Regions from separate parts of the Mus musculus genome. Here region 1 is linked to region 2. A link is a loop called in an ENCODE intact Hi-C map of the cell type or tissue named here. Cell type or tissue: left cerebral cortex. All regions are shown on one strand.

Region 1 (8,000 bases), 1.1 Mb before region 2:
GTATCTCCCACACAAGGACAGTCTCCTATGCCACAGCAGCACAGTGACCAAAGGCAAGATGCTAACACTAATCTCTATGTTCTGTTATGCACTTCTCCGCTCTTCATCAAAGTTGTTGATTTTCCAGTGTTGTCAGTTCCCCTACAGGTTCTCATCTGCAATTCCTTTAGCTGCTTGGTTTCCTTTCATATGGAGCAGCGCGTCTCTTGTAGTTGCTGCACTTTTGAAGAATCCAGGTCGGTTATTCCGTAGACTGTCTCCATAAAGACTTAGCTGATATTTCTTCGTGAGTGCACTGACCAGCGTGTTTTGACAGGCTTCTTAGGAGTGAGGCTGTATTCTGGGTGTATTATATTACGAGGCACACCTTGTTGCCTCCCTCCCATCCTGCTGAGGTTTAATGGTGACTACCTGCTTTAGGCGGCACCTGTCAGCTTCTTCATTAAAAACGCAAGTACAGGAACCTACTTATCCCCCAGGTCATGACATCTTTTTTTTTCCAAGGCCGTATATACGCTCTGCGTCATTATGGCTGCACGTTCATAGGATGTCAGGGGTAGGAATTCCTTGGGATTTGTAGTGGACAGGGTACATTTGCATCAGACTCAGGCAGCAAGTGAGGCTGGTGCTATTCTCTCTCCATCTGTGCTGGGCACAGCTGTGGCCAGAGTGAGCAGCCTGACCTCTTTGTGCCAGCATCTCTGACTCTGTGCTGCCCGGGGCTGAGCCATGGAAGCACAAGGATGTCTGGCCTCGTGCTTTACAGCAGCAGATGCTGAGTCCACAACGATGTCCTGGGCATTATGTGAATAACGGGGTCACCCATGGCTGTGGACAGCTGGGTGTTCTACAAGCACATAGGCACACAGCTGGGGTGGGTGACAGGGATGGCTTCTCTAGCACTGCGTCCCTGGATGGGATGGACAGAGAGCTCTTGGCGAAGCTCACAGAGGAGGAAGGCGGTCCCAGCCTTTATTCTTTGGAACTGTGATTTCACTGCTGTTGACTGTTCAGCAGTCTTTATATTCTCTTTTTCTGCCCCATAAGAGCCAGAGCTAACCTCTGCTATCTTGAGGTAACCTCTACTTCCCATGCACTAGTGGAGAGCATGAGAGTGGGGAGCTGCAGTGTGCACGGTCCTCCTCAGGAGCCTCCACACCACTTTTAGTCGCTTGTTTCCTTCTTTGTTTCAAACAGAAAGGAAGGGAGAGCAGGCGTTGTTGTTACATCTTGCCGGATGGTAGCATGACAGGGACTTCCCAAAATGTAATGTGAGGTAGGCAGGGGCTCCATCCTCAACCCTGGTCTATGGTCGATGCTGCTTCTGCCACCTCCCGAGGAAGGGAAAAGGGACTGGAAATGAATTCCATAAGGGGCGGGGCTGCTACTCGTGGGCATGCCGAGTTGTCTACTTTCAACACAGGTGGGGTGGGGGAGTATCCATGCCATTTGTGGCCACCGGGGCCTGCTGGGAGAGGTCCTGACAGTGGGAAGCTAGGAGAGTTTGGTAGCTCTCTGGTGGGTTTGGGCGAATCTCAGGTGGTAGAAGGGCTTGAAAAATCTGAAAGGGGAGACATGGCTAGTGAGAATTTGTTAACACCACTCGTTAATCACCTTTTGTTAAACAAGTGATTAAATCATGAGCTTAGCTTCTCATTCATAAATGATAGAGGCAATATCCTCTTGTGCTTGTGTATATAGAATTGGGCAGTGCATATAGCATAACAGTTGGGACATATTTTGCAATAAATAGATGTTACCATATAATGCGTTTTATCACCTTATAATCATTCATGTTGCCTCTACCTTCACCACTTTGCTCTTACAATGCCATTATGTCTGTTTTGTGCTGGCTGTCATGGGTTGGGGGTGCATAGCGTCTCTTTCTGGCACTGCCCCCAGTAGTGGACTCTGAGATGAAGATAGATACAGGACAGCCCAGACGGTGGAACTCACTTTTCATTAGGGAGCACAGAGCACACATCCCTGTAGCTCCAAGGGTAGCAGAGAGTCAAACCATCAGATCACGTGCCCTGGCGTATATACTGCTGGTGTGAGAACGGTCATGGAGCTGGTAGATAAGCCCAGGGGAGAGGAGAGAGAAGCAGTGTGTACCGTTCACTTGCTTGTGCTGGGCTAGGTAGTTGGTTCATATTTTCTGTCTCAGTTTTTGCATCATTAGAACAGTCAGTGACATTCTGAATGTGTTATCTCTTGAATAGTAGTAAGTGGGAGATATGTTGAGTATGGCCCCAAAGACCATAACTATGTTTAAATAGCTGTGGAAAAGTAAAAACCTGGTGTATACTGCTAAGCCAATATTCAAGACCATCAATATTCGCCTCAGTTTTCAGACTCTAAGTTGAGATCCAGAACTCTGGGCCTTGACTGCAGCCAGCATCCTGACTAGGTGGCTCCAAAGCCAACTTCTCAGCCTCTTACCGTTTAGGTTCTGTAGTTGAGAAAAGCAGGAAACGACTTTTAAGCTTCTGCAAAGCTGTCTTCCTCCCTCGTGCCATCTCAGTTCAGTCAGGTGTTGAAACCAGAAGAAATGAGGTGGTTTTTAGCTTTGTTCCATGTTTTCCCAGTAGAGGGCAGCAGTTGCCTTTAGAGGACCCCAAGGGAAGGTTAGGCGTGTGGAAGCCGCAGCCCTGGAGCAGAAGCTGACTGAGGTAATCCGGTTAGTCAGGTGGCTGCTCTTTTATAGGACAGGTAATTGAAGGGTGATGATCTAAGTACTTGCCACTTTTATTTTGAATTAAAGATTTTAAATCTGTGTTACATTTTCTTTAACAAATCAAAGAAATGTAATAGACGCAATTCATGTGAAAACCAAGAGTCTTAAGTTTGGGAGATAGATTGGAGTGCTTCCAGGATTTCGTGATTCAATTAATACAGTTTAGTAGTATCAGGCTATTTTCAGGCAGTTCTTTGGTTTCCGAGACACCTTAGTGCTGGGTGAACAGAGGCAGAAGGGACTCCAAGTGTGTGCTAACTAACTCCGAAGGAGGAGGAGAAGTGAGCCAGACTCGATTCCAGCTGCCACGTGCGCTAAGCATTGTGACAGGAAGCAACCTTGGAAGAGAGGGTTTATTTCAGCTTATACGTCCGGGTAACGGTCTATCTCTGAGGGAAGTCAGGGCAGGAATTGAAATAGAAACCGTAAGGAAACACTGCTTACTGGGTTACCTGGATCATGTTCAGCCAGCTTGTTTCTTACACAGTCCAGGTCCACTGCCTTCATCCATGTGCCCAGGGATGGTGCTGCCCAGAGTGGGCGGGCCTCCCCATGTCAATCATCAGTGACGACCGTTTCGCTCAGACATGGCCACAGGTGAGTCTGAAGGCAATGATTTAGTTGAGGCTTCCTCTTTTCAGGTGATTCTAGGTTGTGTAACGTTGACAACAGAGGTATCTGGGATACGCAGGTGCATCAGATAGGCTCGGGGCTGCAGTCCTCTTAACTCGTGTGTTTCTTAACTCTCCTCCTACAGAAGCAACTGCGTGTGTTGGTGTACCATTGAGGGACCACATGCTCCTAGAGAGGATGGTGGAGGTGTTACCTCTCATAAATGTTAGGGCTACTGTTCGGCAGGTACAGTGTCTGGGGCAGGTCTTCCGGGGACAGCGAAGACGCAGAGACTCTCATTCCTTCTTAAGTGTAAGGTCAGTTTAAAAGACTTCCTTTGGTGGGAGCAGTGCCTTCTCCCACTAGGGGGCGCTGTCAGAATAGTTCATTTCAGTCCTGACCCTCGGAATCGCTGACTGTTGTATAAAAACAATCTCGCTGCTGTCGATTGTGTCCTTTTGCTCAGTATTTGTGCTGCGTGTGAATTTGACAGAGGTGAGGGCAGAGGCAGCAGCAGGGCAAAAGCATCACAGAATATTACTTTCCGTGCAGACGACCAAGCAAGAGAAAACAAAACAACCCCCAAACATTTTATTGTTAAATTTTTCCCCTCTCCCTGGGTTTGCTATGCTGTGTGTTTTTTGTTTGGTTGGTTTTTTTGTTTGTTTTTCTCTGATCCTCACTTGGAGGGAAAGCCTGTGCCTTTTAGATTGAGGTGACTTTTCAAGACACTGAGCTTTGTTAGGTATGGGAGGTTTGGGGATCCATTTTGGAGATTTGGAAACAGCGATAAGAATTCTGAAGTAAGAGACGCTGGTTTTAAACTGCCAAGAACTGTCAGCATTCTGTCCTGGAAACACTTGGGCGGAATCATTGGCTGTGTTGCACGGCAGCCACGTGCTTGAGGGCGGTATGTTCGTGTGCAGTCAGCGCTTCCCGTTTGCCTTTGACAGACTTGCTCAGCTTTCCCAAGGATTTGTATGTACATGGCTGTGTTTTCCAGGATAGGCTGCGTATGTTTGCTGATGGAGAGCCTTTATCCCTGCTTGCATCCCACCTCCCGCCCACAGTTCGCCAGCCTCTGTACCTGACTCCCAGTTCACAGCTTCCTACTTGGAATCTTCGTGCTGCTTCCAGGATGAGACCTGCAGCACAGGGAGGGCAGGGCCGCGAATGGTTCCTTCATCCCTCTGGGCTCTGTTTCCACCGTGCCCACCTCAGCCACTGGTGGGTTTATTGCCTTACAGAGTTTGGCACCGGGAAATAGAACCTGGGAAATTCGCACGTGTTTCCCACGAGGGCTCTCTGCTGGTCCTCTCCCTGGTTCAGAAAGCTGCCCCTCAACCAAGCTGCACTTTAACGCGCAGTGTCTTCACGCGGTCATGTTTTGTTTGGACATTTGCATGGCAGCAGGAGGTCGTAGTTGGAAGGTCTGGAGAAAAGGACTAGCTGGGGGGAGAAGCTGAATGTTGGCTGGGTTTTGGGGGTAGGAACCCATCCCCTTTCCAGCCTGAGCTTTTTGCTTCCCAACCTCTAGAACTGTAACAGGCTTCTGGCTTTAGCTTCTGCACAGCCATGCCTTCCCCACCACGAATGAAGGACCGTGTCCCCGTTAACTGTGATCCAAAAATCGATCCCTCTCTCCACAGTTGTTTCTGTCAGGTGTTTTGTTAACGAAGACAAAAGCCACTCACTATTGCTGTAGCTCCAGGGTGGCTGGGTGAGGCTTTCTCATGTCTCCCGAAGCCCCAGCTGCTCCATGGTCTTAGTCTGTACCACCCTGGCCCTGTGACTGCAGCTCCATGGCCCTGTGACCCCGAGACCCCGGTTCTGTCATACTCTGTGTCAAGCTGAGTTCCCGCCCTTCGACTTTGCCGCGGTGCAGCCTCTGAGTCCCGTGGGCTTAGGAGCAGTGAGTGATCTGTTAGTTCCTGTGTAGACTGTGCTCAGCACTGTCCCTGCAGGTATTTTTTAAGGAAACTTCGGGGAGTAAGATGGTGGTGCAGTGGCCTCTGGCATAATCCCGAGAGCAGGAGGAGACAGCTAAACCTTTGCTCCAGGGGGATCTCTGAGGTTGCTCTCCGCTCTCTGGGATTCCCCTGGTCCACAGCTAAGATTTGGATGCAGCTGATTCAAGGTTTAAAATCTTTCACTACTGGGCTTTCTGGGAGTCCTTAGCCTAAAGTCGATGGTTGAGCCACTCAACAAGGTGGCTGGTGCAGGGGGTTGACATTTAGTCCCGCCCAGCATGTCCTCTAGCCAGCAGGGAGCATGTGCTCCCCTGCCACCGTTCAGTTCACTTACTAAGGTGCTCCAATACCTGGCTAAGTTAATTCTCCCTAATCGTGTGTTCCTAAAATCTTCTCCTCTCCTCCACTGAGGGGAAATCGTGTTAAACTTTCCTCATCTCAATCTTGAAAATCTTGAAAATGAGTTTGGCATTTTGGAGGTGGGAAGCTCAAAGTCACTGATAGTCAGGAAGTGTGGGGCATTGTGGGGGCAGGAAGGAGTGCTGCGGAGAGAAGCCTACCTTGTGCCTTCCTACCCCCTTTCCGGTCCTGTTCCCTGAGTCTCAGAGACCATGGTAGGGGAGCTGAGGTGCAGAACAAGTTTAGAAACAGAGAAAAGGGGGCAAGGATGGGGGCTGTCCTTGTTTGGAGCTAATCAAATGTGATTGGTTTATTAGAGATTCCGGACTAACTTTTTGAAAGGCAGAATTATTTTGTATTTTTAGAAAAGATCTTTAAAACTCAGTCATTTTGAAAACAAATTAAAATTGAAGGAATCTAGTTAAGGTTGCTTTGATAACAGATTTTTTTTTTGAAGCTTGCTCTTTAATTACTGCTGACACATTCAAATGCTGATTTAGAAGCATCTGAGAAGTTCTATTTACTTTCCCAGACTCAAACACAAAGGGAAGGAGCCCTGTGCAGCCTGCTAGGCAGCCACTGGGCTGAGGCATGCGGAGGGAGCGCTCACACTTGAAAGGCTGCATGGAGCTGCTTGGCTCCTCAGCCAGCTTGTTGGCCTATGTGAGGGAACTGGCCAGGCCCGAAGGGCATGCAGGGTTGGGGGAAAGTGCAGACCTCTCACAAAGCCTCAAGCAGCGGCCAGGGGAAAGGCTCTGGGGAGCTAAGCAGCGGCCAGGGGAAAGGCTCTGGGGAGCTAAGCAGTGGCCAGGGGAAAGGCTCTGAGGAGCTAAGGGAGAGAAAGCCTGGGCCACCTAAATGGGCTTGAAGGTCAAGCTCTTCAGAGCTGGTCCTGGCACTGCCACCTGCTCACGAGGGAGCCTTCACTGTGAGCCCCTTGTGGACATAGCCAACTGTTGCCTCTCACTGATTTGTAGGCTTAACGACCAGAATCCTCAACTCTGTGTCTTTCAACCAGTCAGCTGCAGTTCTCCAGCTCTGTTGACCTTTGAGTCTCACCTATTCTGCTACACCCTCGGACTGGAGGTATTCCTCCCTCTGTCTGCACCCCCAAGGAGTCAAAGAGCGAAGCTGGGGTCTATCAGACACTATCATATTTTCAGATGTCGGTGCATATCTTTATGTGTCAGGTGATGTCTATCATCTTTTTGATGGCTACATGACATTCTGCTGCAAGAATGATTAATTAATTAGTTCTTTTAATTACAGAGGGGTGAACATCACTGGGTGTGCACTACTGCTAAAATGTTATCTATTTGTTAGGATATATTCCAAGGAATGAAATTGTTTCATTAAAAAAATGACCTATAATTGTTAATGAGTAGTGTGCCTTACCAATTCTTAAAATGTAAGACGTTTTATTTAACTCTACATCTTAGTCTGGGGTTCTAGTCAAGTAATGCTTTACACACACACACACACACACACACACACACACACTACTTACATAGACAGCAAGCCAGATACACATTACTTGCACAGACAGGCAGATAGACACAGTATGATACCTTATTACTTACACAGACAGGCAGACAGACACACATTGCTTACACAGACAGGAAGACAGATATTACTTACATAAACAGATAGACAGGCACAGGGTGCCTTGTTTACACAGACAGGCAGATAGATACACCTCTACTTACATAGTCAGGCAGGTAGACATCCATTGCTTACACAGACAAGCAGACAGGCAGACGTTGTTTACACAGACAGGCGCGCACACTTTTAAGTACTACCTCATTTCCACAGGCAGGCAGACACAGTATGTGCTATCTATCTCACGGGTACTCGTCAGTATTTGGCATTGCAGTCAGCGATACAGCTTTGGTTTGTTTTGACTTTCTCCTAGAGCTGTACTTAGCTATTTTGTAGCGAGATTTCGGAGCTTGAAACTGTCGGTGGTAAGTCAAGGAAAGATTCCAGTGGGCCCTATCCTAACGCAGAAGGACCTGCTCTTGGGAGATTGGTAGTGAGGGACTCTGGGCCATCCTGTTCTTTTTGTATAAGGAATTAGGCCAAGTGTGGTACCCGCTGAACGTGCAGTGCTGTGGGGTACTTTTCCTCATTGCTCTGTCGCTATAATCGCCTCTGTCCAGAGCAAACAAATGATACAGCAGCTGCAAGCTGGAGAGCGCCGGACTGGCCCTTCCATCATGCCCTGGCTCACGCCTTTGCAGGGCTCACCACAGAGACCCCTGTCAGCTGTCTGTGCTGGCCCT
Region 2 (8,000 bases):
ATGGTAATAAATGGAGAGGATGAGAGAGAGAGAGAGAGAGAGAGAGAGAGAGAGAGAGAGAGAGAGAGGTGAAAGAAGAACAAGGAGGAGGATGGGGAGGGAGAGAGAGAAGGATGTGGAGGTCAGAAAGTAGAAGATGTTGACTAATGAATCCTAGGATTGCAATCTGGTAATAAATGGTGAGAGAGAGGGGGGGGGAGGAGAAGGAGGACGGGGAGGGAGAGAGAGAAGGAGGGGGAGGAAGAAAGAGGGGGAGAGAGTGACAGAGAGAAACAGAAAAACAGAAACAGATATAAACAGAGACAGACAGAGACAAATAGAGACAGAGAGACCCAGAGATTTCAGTGAGTTCACTCTGATTTTTGACATTCATTTCATGAGGTTCTCTAAAGTGCCATTATATAATATTTAATACTAAATGGAATTGTTTTCTTTTAAACATAGTCAGCTTCTCTCCCTTACTTAATATACCATTAAGATGTAGAAACTTTCCAATGAAGATGTGTAAAACAATATGACCACCACAAAAGCTTTGAAACAAAGTTTTTAAACAATTGAAGTTACAGGGTAATTCATGCTGGTAACTATAAGATTTTACTATGAATTCTACTGTCTTGGGAGCTAACAAACTTTACAATTTAGATCAGACTATAACTATATTGACTTGTGCTTCATAAGCATTATGTATACATACCTGTTTTATATGTTATCTATTAATCATTTGTGTGTCTATATTATTCCCAATACCAGATTGAGAAACTAATTTATGTCCCAAGGACACATTTAGCATTTACAGTAAATGATAATGGACCCTGTCTTAAGGAATCAAAATACAGAAGACACAGCAAGTGCATGTCCAAATTGCATTCTTCTATTTTGGGGGAAAGTAACAACAACAACAAAAAAATAGAAGAAATTAAATGATAGAGATATTCGGTGAGATAACTTTAAAAATTCCACTGTAGAATAAAGCAATTAAGATGGAAAAACAAAAGAATTTGTCATTAAAGAACTAAATAACCTGAAATCCATTTTCAGTAGCATGCCAAGCTTTCTGTAATTGCTGTAATCCAGTATCATAGCACAATGCTAGAAAAATTCACAGTAACATTGCAATTTCCAACAGTGTGCAGCTATCAACTTTTGCGAGAAGAGAGAAAGTAAGCATTTGTTCCACAGTCCTTCAGGGGTATGGAGGCACTGTGGGAGAGCATGAGCTTAGGCCAACAGTGCAATGCTAATTCTCCGAGATAATCTTTACTGTTCAAGATTGTTGTCAATGTGTCTTTAAGTAGAGGAAATGAGGATGGCAGGGTAACTGGGAAGGGGTCCCAAGGGTCTTGCTAATGACCAGAGCTCACACTTCTCAACCAGCTATGTATGATCAAATGGAACATGTCTTCTTACCACCAGGCCAAAAAAGGTTTGTGTTCTTCAAGTTTAGCAACAGAACTAATTAGAGATCTGGCAAAAACTCAGAATTCTTATCCTGTGCCTTTCCAGTTAACTGGTCTTGGTGGAAATCCCAAATGTATGTATCTGAAAGGTATTTAGGCAAGCTTGTGGCTGCTGTCTGATTAAATTTGAGAACAGAGTATTTATGAATATCATACGGTACTATCCAGCTGTAACAATTATAATGCTTCCCCAGTTTTTGTTACAATGAATTGTGGCCACTCATAGCCCATGTAATAAGATCAGAAAATCCCAGAGTGATGCTCTCCATGTAGTTTCACTATGGGGCTGATAGTCTAAAGTATATTTCCCCTATGCTTGGAACCCTGACCATCAGAGGCATCACAGGATAAATTTTAGCACAGTCCCTTCCCATGAATACTTAATGGAAGTAGATTCATTTCCAAATATTTTAGTATGAATATCAGAACATGTGTTTAAAGACACTTAGTTGTGGCAAGAAATTAAACTGGTTATCCTGCTTCAGGCCTCTCATTAGATGAGAAGTTGAAATTATGCTACATACCAAAAGCAATGTACATTTGCTATCCTTTTGGATGACAATGCTCAGAATGTACTTAGTAACTGGAAAAATGGTATCCCTGAATACACCATCAGTCATCCAGAAATCATTGGGGCTTGAAGAATTTACAATCTAAAGCCGTGAAATGTAGAATTAGACATGGAATTAAATGGCTCACTAGAAACTTCATAAGCCTTTCATACTAAAAATTAAATGTCTGATATTAAGACTTCCCTTGGTTATTTAATTCAAAGACTAGCTCAATTGCATTCATTGGCTAATGGTACTATATATATTGGCTTTCTGTAAAAAAGTTTGACAGCTCCACATAGCCTTCTGTAGACATTTTTCCACTTCTTTATAACCTCACTCTATTTTATAGAGTTGAGAGTTTTAATAAGTACCTTCATTTTATATACGTTTCTTGTAATGCACAAGACACAGCAAGAATGTGTAATTTGCAACTCACATAGGCAAGAATGATGTCTTTTTTTTACAAGGCAGAACTGTTGCTTCTTCAATATGTAAATATAGAGGCAAGACAAATATTCATAATTTTCAAACCTGATCTTAGTTGTATTGTGATAGGTGGAATGAGGGTCCTCATTATCATAGCAAGTTTGTCCTACGCCATGTGAACCAACCCAGTGTACTCAGAAGTTATTCTAAAATTGGAAAACAGTACCAGGAGGAGGGGCTAGAACAACACAGCACTAGAATGACTTTTACTAATGTTTAAAGATAGTATAAAGGGCTGGGCGTGGTGGTGCACACCTTTAATCCCAGCACTTGGGATGCAGAGGCAGGCAAATTTCTGAGCCTGGTCTACAGAGTGAGTTCCAGGACAACCAGACATACACAGAGAAACCCTGTCCCAAAGGGGGGGTGGTGGAGATAGTGTAAAGGTATCATGCATCAAAATGGAAGGGTGGCAGCTACAGGCTGGAGATGATAAGGAAATCTCTTTCATAGCGCCCATCTAGAAGGAATGCAAACTTCCTCTCTCCTAACCAGTCTTCTATCACCACCCTCTCTCTATCTCCATTTCTCTGTCTCTATCTTTCTCTTCTCCTCTGTTTCTTACTCTCTCTTCCTTTTTGTTTTGTTTTGTTTTGTTTTGTTTTATTTTATTTTGTTTTAAATTGTCTCATTATGGAAGCCCCTTTGGTCTGAAACTCCTGAATGATGTTTGCCTCCAAAGAGAGCCTCCCAATTGTATGGGATTACAGATACATACCACAATACCTGGTTGACATTTAAATTTTAGTTTAATGAAATGCACACAGAATTTAATTGTTTATTTTATTTGGTGTGCATGTGAGTGTGTGTGCATATGTGTGTGTGTGCAGACTTTATTTATTTTCTTCCAATTTTTAATTAGGTTTTGACTTCATTTACATTTCAAATGCTATTCTGAAAGTCACCTATACTCCCCCAACCCCGCGCTCCCCTACCCACCCACTCCCACTTCTTGACCCTGGTTTTTCCCCTGTACTGAGGCATATAACGTTTGCAAGATCAAGGGGCCTCTCTTCCCAATGATGGCCGACTAGGCCATCTTCTGCTACATATGCAGCTAGAGACATGAGCTCTGGGAGATACTGGTTAGTTCATATTGTTGTTCCACCTATAGGGTTGCAGACCCCTTAAGCTCCTTGGGTACTTTCTCTAGCTCCTCCATTGGGGGCCCTGTGTTCCATCTAATAGCTGACTGTGAGCATCCACTTCCGTATTTGCCAGGCACTGACTTAGCCTCACAAGAGACAGCTATATCAGGGTCCCTTCAGAAAAATCTTGCTCACGTATGCAATAGTGTCTGTGTTTGTTGGCTGATTATGTGATGGACTTTCATGCACCACAGTGGTGCTGAGGTGCTAAGTTATGGTCCAAGGGTTTCAGGAGTTGTCTCTCTCCTGCCATCTTGTGGTATACAGTAATAAAACTCAGACCTGCTGGCCTACACAAAAGCCAAGCTCCTCTACATGGTGAGTCATGTCACCAGATCTCATGAAGAACTTTGATGTAAACCTTAAGATTATAAATTTGCATACTTTAAGTCATTAAGTTTGAGACCATTTGTTATAGCAGTAACTAGCAACTAATACTATTATTATTATTATTTAAATTGTAAATGACCTACGCACTCTAAAAGGATGCTGTCTGCATTACTTTTCTACTGCTGTGACAAGACATCACAATCATGGCTATACAGGGGGAGAGTCCATGATCATCATGGAAGGCAGCATGGCAGCAGGCAGCCTGGTATGACATATGAGCAGTAACAGATGCTTCTATCCTTACCTACAAGTAGGACAGGAAGGAGTGTGACACAAGCAAGAATCACTCAAAGGAATGGAATCTTAGTTGAGAGAAATCCTCCATAATCAAGCTTGTTATGAGTTTTCTTAATTAGTGTTTGATGGGAAAGAGCCCTGTTTATTGTGAGTGGTCCTGGGTTCTATAGGAAAGCAGGCTGAGAAAGTCCCATGAGGATGCCAGTAAGCAGCACTCAACTTGACCAGCTCTGCTCATCTTTACCTCCCAATTTGAGGATCAACTGTGAGTGAACAATCAAGCCCTGGTCTTGGGACTCTGAGCTTGGCTATGAATGGTGTACTTTGCCTACTAGAACATGGGCAGCTGCTGCTTTACCAAATTGCAGATACATGGATTAAACTTGTTAGATAAAAGAACTGGAATTCAGGCTTTCAATTTCCCCTCCTATGGAGCTTATCCATGTGTAAACTCTAGGACCATGAGATTGCACATCTTTGGCAGAGAGTAAATGTTCAAGGTAACTCTTGTCGGGGAAAGATTCTGAGCAAAACATGAATAGTCAGAGAACACCAAAGGAAAACCTGACTCTAGTCTGTCAGCTGTGACACTAATGGTGATGTAGACCTGAAGACAAGGATTTACAACTGAAGAAGAAGAAGAGTGTCTTTGGTAAGGCTGAATATAATATTTGCATATTTGTTATAAAAGCATAGGTTCCTGTGAGTGGTCTCTTGTTCCCTGAATGCCACATGCTCTCACTAGACAGCTGAGTGTATTTTAAATGGCAATAATTTCAATGACAAATATCAGCAGATTGCACTGTATCTGCATTACAGCAGAGCAGTTATCTTCTTTCTACAGTTTAGGAAGGAATAGATGCATAGATTATTGATTGTCCAGATTTTAATAATGATAGATTATTTATAATCAGCACAATAATAGCAGGAAAGCATCTTGTAAACAAAATTGAGATTTATTTTATTATGAAGAGAACAAATAATTCCAAAAATAAATGGCCTATGGAAAAGCCTTGGGTAACTTTCCTAGTTCACTTCCCATAGCCATGATAAAGCACTCTGGCCAAAAGATCTTGGGGAGGAATGTTTTTATTTCAGGTTACACTTCCAGGTGGCAATCCATACCTGGAGAGGAAGGACAATGAAAAATAAACCACGGGGAAGCTCTGCCTACTGGTTCATTTTCTGGCTTGTTCAACTAGCATTCTTATGCAGCTTAGTCCTACCTGCATAAGGACAGAGCCCTCACCAAATGGCCTGAGCTTCCCACATCAATCTATCAAGACCCTCCCTCATAATACATATGGCCACATTCTGATTTGAAAGAGATAATTCTTCAACAGAATTTTCCCTCTTCCTAGGAGACTTTACATGGTGTCAAGTCGGCAGTAAAAGCTAACTAGCACAGAAACTAGATGAGTACAAGCAATAGTCCCTCCAATTCTATCTATGTAATTGTCCAAATCACAGTACTGCTACAGTACACAAACACTGACTGCACACTATGCCATTGCTGTGTCATTACTCATTGAGCAGTGGGAACACCAAGGTGAAGTTTTAGTATTTCTCCTGAGATAGAACAAGAAACATAGGCATATCTCCAAGTAGTTCAGTATAAATACTGGAACATAAATTTATTTAAATATAATGGATTGAAATGAATGAGTTGATTGTGCTGGACGGTGTAAGTGAGATTATACCATACACTGAAAAGTAAGGTAAGTTTAAGATTCTTAAATCATAGTTTCTAGTACCTCATCTAGATATCAGAAAACTAATATCTCTGAGTGCACCTTCAATACTTCTGTTTATATAGAAGCTTAATGAGCTTATGATCTGAAGCCAAATAATGGGCTCAGGCCTCTAATCCCCTCACTTTGGGGGCTGAGGCAGAATAATCATCATTTTAAAATTTGCCTAGACTGCACAGTAAGACCCTGTCTCAAAAAGAAAGATTTGAAAATGTAATTTGAAAATGTTGTGCAAGTAAATATTAATTCCTAAGATGAATAATTTCATAACCTTTTTTGACAGTATAGTACTGAGTGTACGCAGGCAGCTCTTCAGCCACATTGCTGGCCAGATTCTTGGTAAATATAGTTACTATCTAGTGTGAGTGAAAGTGTAGCTGGTACCTCATTTGACATAGAGAAAAATACATGTTGCAGAAATAAGTCCAGGACTATGTACTTTGGGGCTGGAGGTTAGAGAACAGTAGAGAAAAGGCTCACTCTATGAAAGCTATAACCACATTCTTAATATTCCAAACAGATTTATTTTCTTTCTGAGATCATATACAAACTGTTTTATTACTGTCTTTGCAAAGTGAAACAACATTTTAAATATGAGCTGTATGGGTTCCTCTGTAAGGTCTGAACTTAAACAATGTTTTTAAATCTAAAGGTATCTTTATTCTCCCATTTCTCTTAGAATCACTTCATAAATCAAGATTAAGATCAAAGAGCTACAGGATCAATGTGTTGTAGACTTAAGCACTAAGACAGCGATTGCCTGTGCTTGAGCGAGTGGGGGTTAGAAGAAAAGCCATAGTCTCTTTTGTATTTGGGAAGCCTCTGCCTGTTCAATTCCAGTTCCTGATCTGCTTGAGCTGATGTAACTGTTCAGTGTCCTGGGGCTAAGATGCTGTGTGCAAGCATGACATCCATGCCCCTCAAAGGGTTATTGTACGTGTGCTTATGACTGGATTAAAATAAATATTTTAAAATGTTAGCAGTGAAAATCATATGATATCCTTGTCACTTGTCTATAAACTGCTGTGAGGTTTCCATTTGAACTCTCACCAGAATTGATGAAGCCTGAATAAGGTACCTATCATCTTGGCAGCACATAGTTCTAAAGTGCTGAGTAGGACGGCCTGTACACAAGAAAAGTTGCTTTTCCTTGTGTGATGGAGCCCATAGTTGTCAAATGATCTATGTTCCTAACTTGTCTTCTGTAAAATTTAGAGAAAACTCAGCAACAACATCTCTATACAGTGTCTGAAAAGTCTACGTGGGCCTGGTAACATATTTTTCATTTTTTTCCCACAAACAAATAAGCAAACAAAACTTTTGAAATATCTTCAGAGAGGATTCTCGAATGTTTTGGTTGATCTATTGGTACTGACCCTTTAATTAGTGTCAAGTTTTGTTTTCGGGAAGCATACATGTCTCTTCTTATTATGAACCTGCTGTGCTATGTCATGTCCTTGTCATGCGTGGATTTGTCCCCAGTCCTTCCTAAATCACTCAGAAGAATTTCCACCTCACCTCCCACTGCTAAGCTGTGTCCTGTGTACTCAAGGTTACACATAGCCTGTCATTTCAATGACAGCAAATAGAGAATTATTTCATGTTGCTTCAAAAGTCACAATTTTACTGAAAATGTGAATGCTCCCAAGGGGTCCATTATGCTGTATGTGAAGATGAACATAAGAGAAAGTTATGCATGTGGGAAGAGCTTTGTGGAAGCAAGACCCCCTTAAAGCAGTATGTGCTCTACAGGGAACATGGCTGCTTCTCTGTGAAGGAGGGAAGGTGATATCCAGCTCGAGAATTTGCTCCATTCATACCTGACTTTTCTTCTTCAAGACTTTTATTTCCACCTAAAAGTAGGTTGTCTGTTATTTAAATGATGATTTATTTTGAAAATGTATGTAACAGTTAAAAGCCACCATTAGAGTCCTGTAAGGCACCATCCGACTGCGAATTCACTCTGAACTGAGATAC

The links. Peaks named below come from ENCODE experiments on the same cell type or tissue, not always from the same donor. Only the 100,000 strongest peaks of a DNase experiment are listed, where the experiment ranks them.
Region 1: it touches region 2 in a loop (6-fold over the local background); 3 of 42 quality-filtered maps call a loop at or near these places.

Annotation. Positions count from the first base shown.
Region 1 is chr2:68,345,433-68,353,432 of GRCm38, reverse strand. The region is part of intron 10 of Stk39 (serine/threonine kinase 39); the gene reads left to right. Among named protein-coding and RNA genes, the nearest start is that of Stk39, 120 kb to the left of the region's middle. In left cerebral cortex, CTCF peaks have their summits at 2,595 (motif pointing right) and 3,704 (motif pointing right); DNase peaks (open chromatin) are centred at 3,713, 4,292, 6,370, 6,606 and 3 more places; H3K4me3 peaks cover 1,282 bases; H3K27ac peaks cover 1,737 bases.
Region 2 is chr2:67,222,393-67,230,392 of GRCm38, reverse strand. No RefSeq gene overlaps it. Among named protein-coding and RNA genes, the nearest start is that of Gm1322, 53 kb to the right of the region's middle. In left cerebral cortex, a CTCF peak has its summit at 3,908 (motif pointing left); a DNase peak (open chromatin) is centred at 3,902.